2 separate regions of the Homo sapiens genome follow, and region 1 is linked to region 2. A link is a loop called in an ENCODE intact Hi-C map of the cell type or tissue named here. Cell type or tissue: heart right ventricle. All regions are shown on one strand.

Region 1 (2,500 bases), 97 kb before region 2:
TTAGGAAATCGCTCGTGGGCAGAGTTATCCCGGAGGCTCATGACAAGCAGTGGTGTCACTGAAGTTCCACAAAATTGTGATTTCCCTTCATGGGCCCTCTCCTGATAAAGAGGAAGGGGCTGCCCAAGGAACTTGGGCACTGGCTGGGCTCCAGATGTGGGGCCTTCTAAAGATGTAAATTTCTGTTTGTTTTGGAGGAATACCCTGAAAATATTGGCCGATCATGTAAGGATTTTTCTTTTGTTTTGGAACTCGTTTGAATCGAATCAAACTCTGCTGGAATTCGCGTCAGAACAGGCTCTCTCTCATGGTTTCTAGTATTTCCTGTCTCTGGCCAGGCTGCAGCAATCTGAACAAAGCTTCTCAGGGTATTTTATCCTGTTTGGACTCTGTTCCAGCACAAACCTGGGACTAACTTGAGGCAACGGAAAACAGAAAAAAAAACCATTGAGGAAAAGATTGGCCCAGCATCTCAATCCCTGCTAAAAGACTGTGACAATTGATTATTATTGTTTATTTCAGTGGCAGGTCAGTTGAGAGGCAAGAGCACCATTATCAAGCTGAGATGTGAATTTCAGCCCTTATTCTTTTGAGGCTTATGGTTAAGTTTGCAAAGATCCTTTGCCTCACTTGTAAAGGAGACTAGAATACGGTATTTCTAAAATTCTTTCCAGCTTTCACGGAGTATATTCTAAGGGCCTCTGCATGTCATTCCAAAATGCTTGAAGACTTGGACAGATTGTTTTTCTGACCTGGTTCTTGACCTTAAGTCAAAGCACTTATCACACATGAACACTCTATGATTTGGCACTTCCACGTTAACACTCATATTAGTATTTGAAGCAGGTACCTTGGGAATTAGTTACAAACGCCTTATCTCCAGTTGACAGTTTTGCTGATCCAGGAAAATATAGAGCTTTTGTCTTTTTAGAATTGGGCAAATCTGATGTCATTTCCCCCTTCAAATCTTCTCCCTCATTACATAAAAAGAGAAAAATAATTATGGATCTCTCTTCCCAACCTCCCCCAGGGCCTCTCTGTTCAGGCTCTCAAGTGGTGCACTAGACCAGGTGTCCCCAAACCCTGGGGACCTGTACCGGTGTGGTACCAGTCATCTGTATTTATAGCTGCTCTCCATTGCTTGCATTACTACCTGAGCTCTGCCTCCTGTCAGATCAGCAATGGCATTAAATTATCATAGGAGCTCAAACCCTATCGTGAACTGTGCATGGGAGGGATCTAAGTTGTGCATTCCTTATGAGAATCTAATGCCTGATGATCTGTCACCGTCTCTTATCACCCCTAGATGGGACCATCTAGTTGCAAGAAAACGAGCTCAGGGCTCCCACCGATTCTACATTATTGTGAGTTGTGGAATTATTTCATTATATGTTACCATGTAATAATAATATAAATAAAGTGCACAATAAATGTAATGTGCCTGAATCATCCCAAAGCCACCTCCACCCCACTTCTATGGCAAAATTGTCTTCCATGAAATTGGTCCCTGGTGCCAAAAATGTTGGGGACAGCTGCCCTGGACAACTCCAGAGGGCTCCACTCACCTAGAAGACAATGGGATGGTGCCTTATGGAGTTCTCCAGAGGGATGGCCTTGACCTCGGACCTTCCTGTTCCAATCATGACGTTCTAATCACTTGCCTTTCCTGAAACAAGCCCTACACTTCCCTGCCTCAATATTTTTGTCCACAAGGTTCCCGCTGCCTGAAATATCTCCAGGACGGCATTGAAGTTACTGTGTTCGTCTATTTCCTCAAACAAAATAAAATCCTCAAAGGCAGGAACTCTGCATGGTGCCTCACAGCACAGGTCAAGAAAAGCTTGTGCCAAGCATGATGTCCTACTGTATTTTGCCCAGGAACCATTGTTCAGAAATCCACCTAATGAAGACAGAGGGAGAATAACATTGCATTCTAAGTTACATGTAATTGAAAATGACTCGTGGGAATCTACGTAAACACATTTGAACCTGTCTTCCCTTGCTTCTGACGTACTGTCCCCAACTTGGTCTTAAATGTCCCCATGCACTGTCTTCCTGGCTCATCACCAAAGCCTGGAACTCTCAGAAAATCCCAAAGGCGCAATAGAAAGTTTCCATGTTTCTTATTGCTTCATCTTGCTTTCATGATTCTACATGTTCCCATTTTAAAGTGCATTACAATATACAAAAAAAAAAAAAGCATAAAATAAGACCCACAGAACACTAAAATTTAAAACAGTGGGACAAGACATAACACATAAAGGGGTAAGTAAAGATAAAAGGCATGAGGAGACATGTACTATCAGCAGAGCCATAGCAGGGACGTAGCACAGTGCTGTGTCAGGGGCACAGACATTGGAACCTAAACTACCTGGATTTCACTCTCAGTCCACCACTTACTTAACTTCTCTGTGCCTCAGAGTCCTCACCTTGAAAATGGGAATAATAGGGTGATTCTAGGATTAAACCCACAGTACCATAGAGTTGGTTCTTGTTATCT
Region 2 (2,500 bases):
GCAAAATGAGGCTGAGTCCTACTCAGGTGCATTCCGAGGAGGTCAGGCATTCTAAGTCACAGGAAGAGACAGAAGGTCAGCACAAGATACAGGTCACAAAGACCTTGCTGTAAAACAGGTTGCAATAAAGAAGTCCGTCAAAATCCACCAAAAACAAGGTAGCGATGAAAGTGACCTCTGGTAGTCCTCGTTGCTTATTATATGCTAATTATAATGTATTAGCTGCTAAAAGACACCCCCACCAGCACCATGACAGTTTACAAATGCCATGGCAACATCAGGAAGTTACCCTATACGGTCTAAAAGCTGGAGGACCCCTCAGTTTCAAGGAAATCCCCACCCGTTTCTCAGAAAACTCATGAATGATCCACCCCTTGTTTAGCATATAATCAAGAAATAACCATAAAAATAGGCAGCCGGCAGCCCTCGGGGCTGCTCTGCCTACGGAATAGCCATTCTTTTGTTTCTTTACTTTTCTAATAAACTTGCTTTCACTTTATTCTATAGACTCACCCTGAATTTTTTCTTGCACGAGATCCAAGAACCCTCTCTTGGGGTCTGGATCAGGATCCCTTTCCGGTACCACTGTGACCTGGCTGCACACGGTCCCCCTGAAGCCACAGGTTGAGCTATGTCAGGCCCCAAAGACACAGGGGCCCCAGCGCTTCATCCTCTCTCTTTCCCCTCAGAGCTTCAAAACTTTGAGGTTCTCAAACGCCTAGATAATGGTTTGCCTCATAGGTGACAGTACACTGGTAGGTAGAAATTGACCTGACCCTACTGAAACCCCAAAGTCCCATGAGCCCTGAAGTCTGATTCGGTGGTTCATTGCAAAGACTAACATCAAGCGAGGGAACACAGGAAAATGTCACAAACAGTGCTTGAAATTGATTTGAGGGTCAGAGCAACCTGAACTTCTGACCCTGACTTTTAACCTCCTCACATCTTGCTCTCCGTCTCTGCTGTTACGATGATAGTGCACACTCTGTGCAGAAAAGACGGCTCCACTTTACACGTACCCAGGCAGAATACTACAGTGGGCCTGTTGCCGGGCAACCACAGCTAGAACACTTTGTTTCCGGAGCATTTTGAGAATGATTACACTTGCGGGGTTGGGTTGGGTTGGTTGGGGTTTTTATTATTATTATTATTATTATTCTTTCTTTCTTTCCTGTGGTACCTATTCCTGGATGTTGTAAATATTCATCTGAGTTTTGCATAGATGAGGGGAAGACGTTATTTAAATGAGATTGGGAGGGTAATTTGCTCGGGTGCATCACTACCCTCTTTTATGTTTTGCAGGCACCCTGCTGCAGAAGGAGAGAAAGCGCTTTTGTGACCATTATTGACTTAGATGACAATGCTATGCTGGCTTGTTTCAGTTACATAGAACAATGGGAGCAGAAAAAAGACACTTTAGCGAAGGCATTTAGTAAATTGTTAGTAAATGGGGAAGATACAAAAGCCCCAGCTAAGTCATCAGGCACATTTCCTTGCTAACGTGGCTGCAGTTACTCTCCTGGCTCCCTCTAAACCCCACTCAGAGAGGAACGCTTCCTCTTCCTCTTGTTAAGTGACATCAACACATTGAAATACAGCTCTTGGCTAAACTCCGCGAGCTGACTTTGAAAGGTAACGGGAAGAAACATTTCCTTTCAAAAGGAATCTGGCAGCCTTTGAGCCTTTGAAACACACCCATTTCAGATGAGTCTGAGTTGGGCAGGAATTGCAAGTACTTCCAAAATCATCCGTGTCAATATTTCCCCCACCCCTGGAATATTAATATGTACACACACCCACACACTCCCCTTGAGATGTGTTTATTTCACAATTCACAAATGGTGAAGAGACCTTTTCTGAATTTTTTTCTTAGGGACTTGGGAAGCCAGCATGAAAATTGTGATTCTTCCAAATGCTTTCCCATATGCCTTAAATGCCCCCATTAAAGTTAATTTTCTCAGTCCACACGTGTTCTCTGTGTCTTGGTGACCACCTCCCTGCCTCCCTTAAGGTAACCTTTTCTTGAGGCTTGCTATGTCCTGTCTTGGTTATGACTTGGTCAGGAGCCTGGGCACCTTATGGCAGAATTCAGGGCCCCAGCCAAATACAGCAGTTGTTTACAGGGCACAGTCAGTGAGGGACTCGATCTCTTCACTCTCACGGAGATGTCTATGGATAGAAAATTCGCCTCTGGGCCATCGACAGTTTGAGCCCCAAAGCTGTTGGGCTTTTCAGTCCAGAGTGCATTTACGAAGCTCTCCCATCTAAAGGATCCCCATCCTGGTGATACAGAAGTGCTGGGGAGAGAAGAGCATGGTCCCTTTAAATGATACCGAAGTGGAAAGGGGAGTGCTGGGTAGAGGAGGGCGTGGTCCCCGGTTAGGGCTCCACCCCCAAGGGCCTAGATGAGGACAGGCAGTCCTGTCTTCTCGCCCAAATGTTGCAATTTCCAAGACTACCCTGGCCCGCCACACCCCCATCCTGGCCCTATACCCTAGCA

The links. Peaks named below come from ENCODE experiments on the same cell type or tissue, not always from the same donor. Only the 100,000 strongest peaks of a DNase experiment are listed, where the experiment ranks them.
Region 1: a loop joins it to region 2, with 2.3 times the contacts of the local background. A loop is called at or near these places in 3 of 110 quality-filtered maps.

What each region holds. Positions count from the first base shown.
Region 1 is chr10:33,675,110-33,677,609 of GRCh38, forward strand. No RefSeq gene overlaps it. Among named protein-coding and RNA genes, the nearest start is that of LINC02628, 75 kb to the left of the region's middle. In heart right ventricle, a CTCF peak has its summit at 1,519; no DNase peak of the experiment used is centred here; H3K4me3 peaks cover 704 bases; H3K27ac peaks cover 2,420 bases.
Region 2 is chr10:33,771,670-33,774,169 of GRCh38, forward strand. It overlaps LINC00838 (long intergenic non-protein coding RNA 838), which reads right to left and starts at 1,011. Exons shown (of 3, transcript NR_038932.1): 1 at 514-1,011. RefSeq lists enhancers at 950-1,673, 1,674-2,397. In heart right ventricle, no CTCF peak of the experiment used is centred here; DNase peaks (open chromatin) are centred at 1,039 and 1,558; H3K27ac peaks cover 1,684 bases.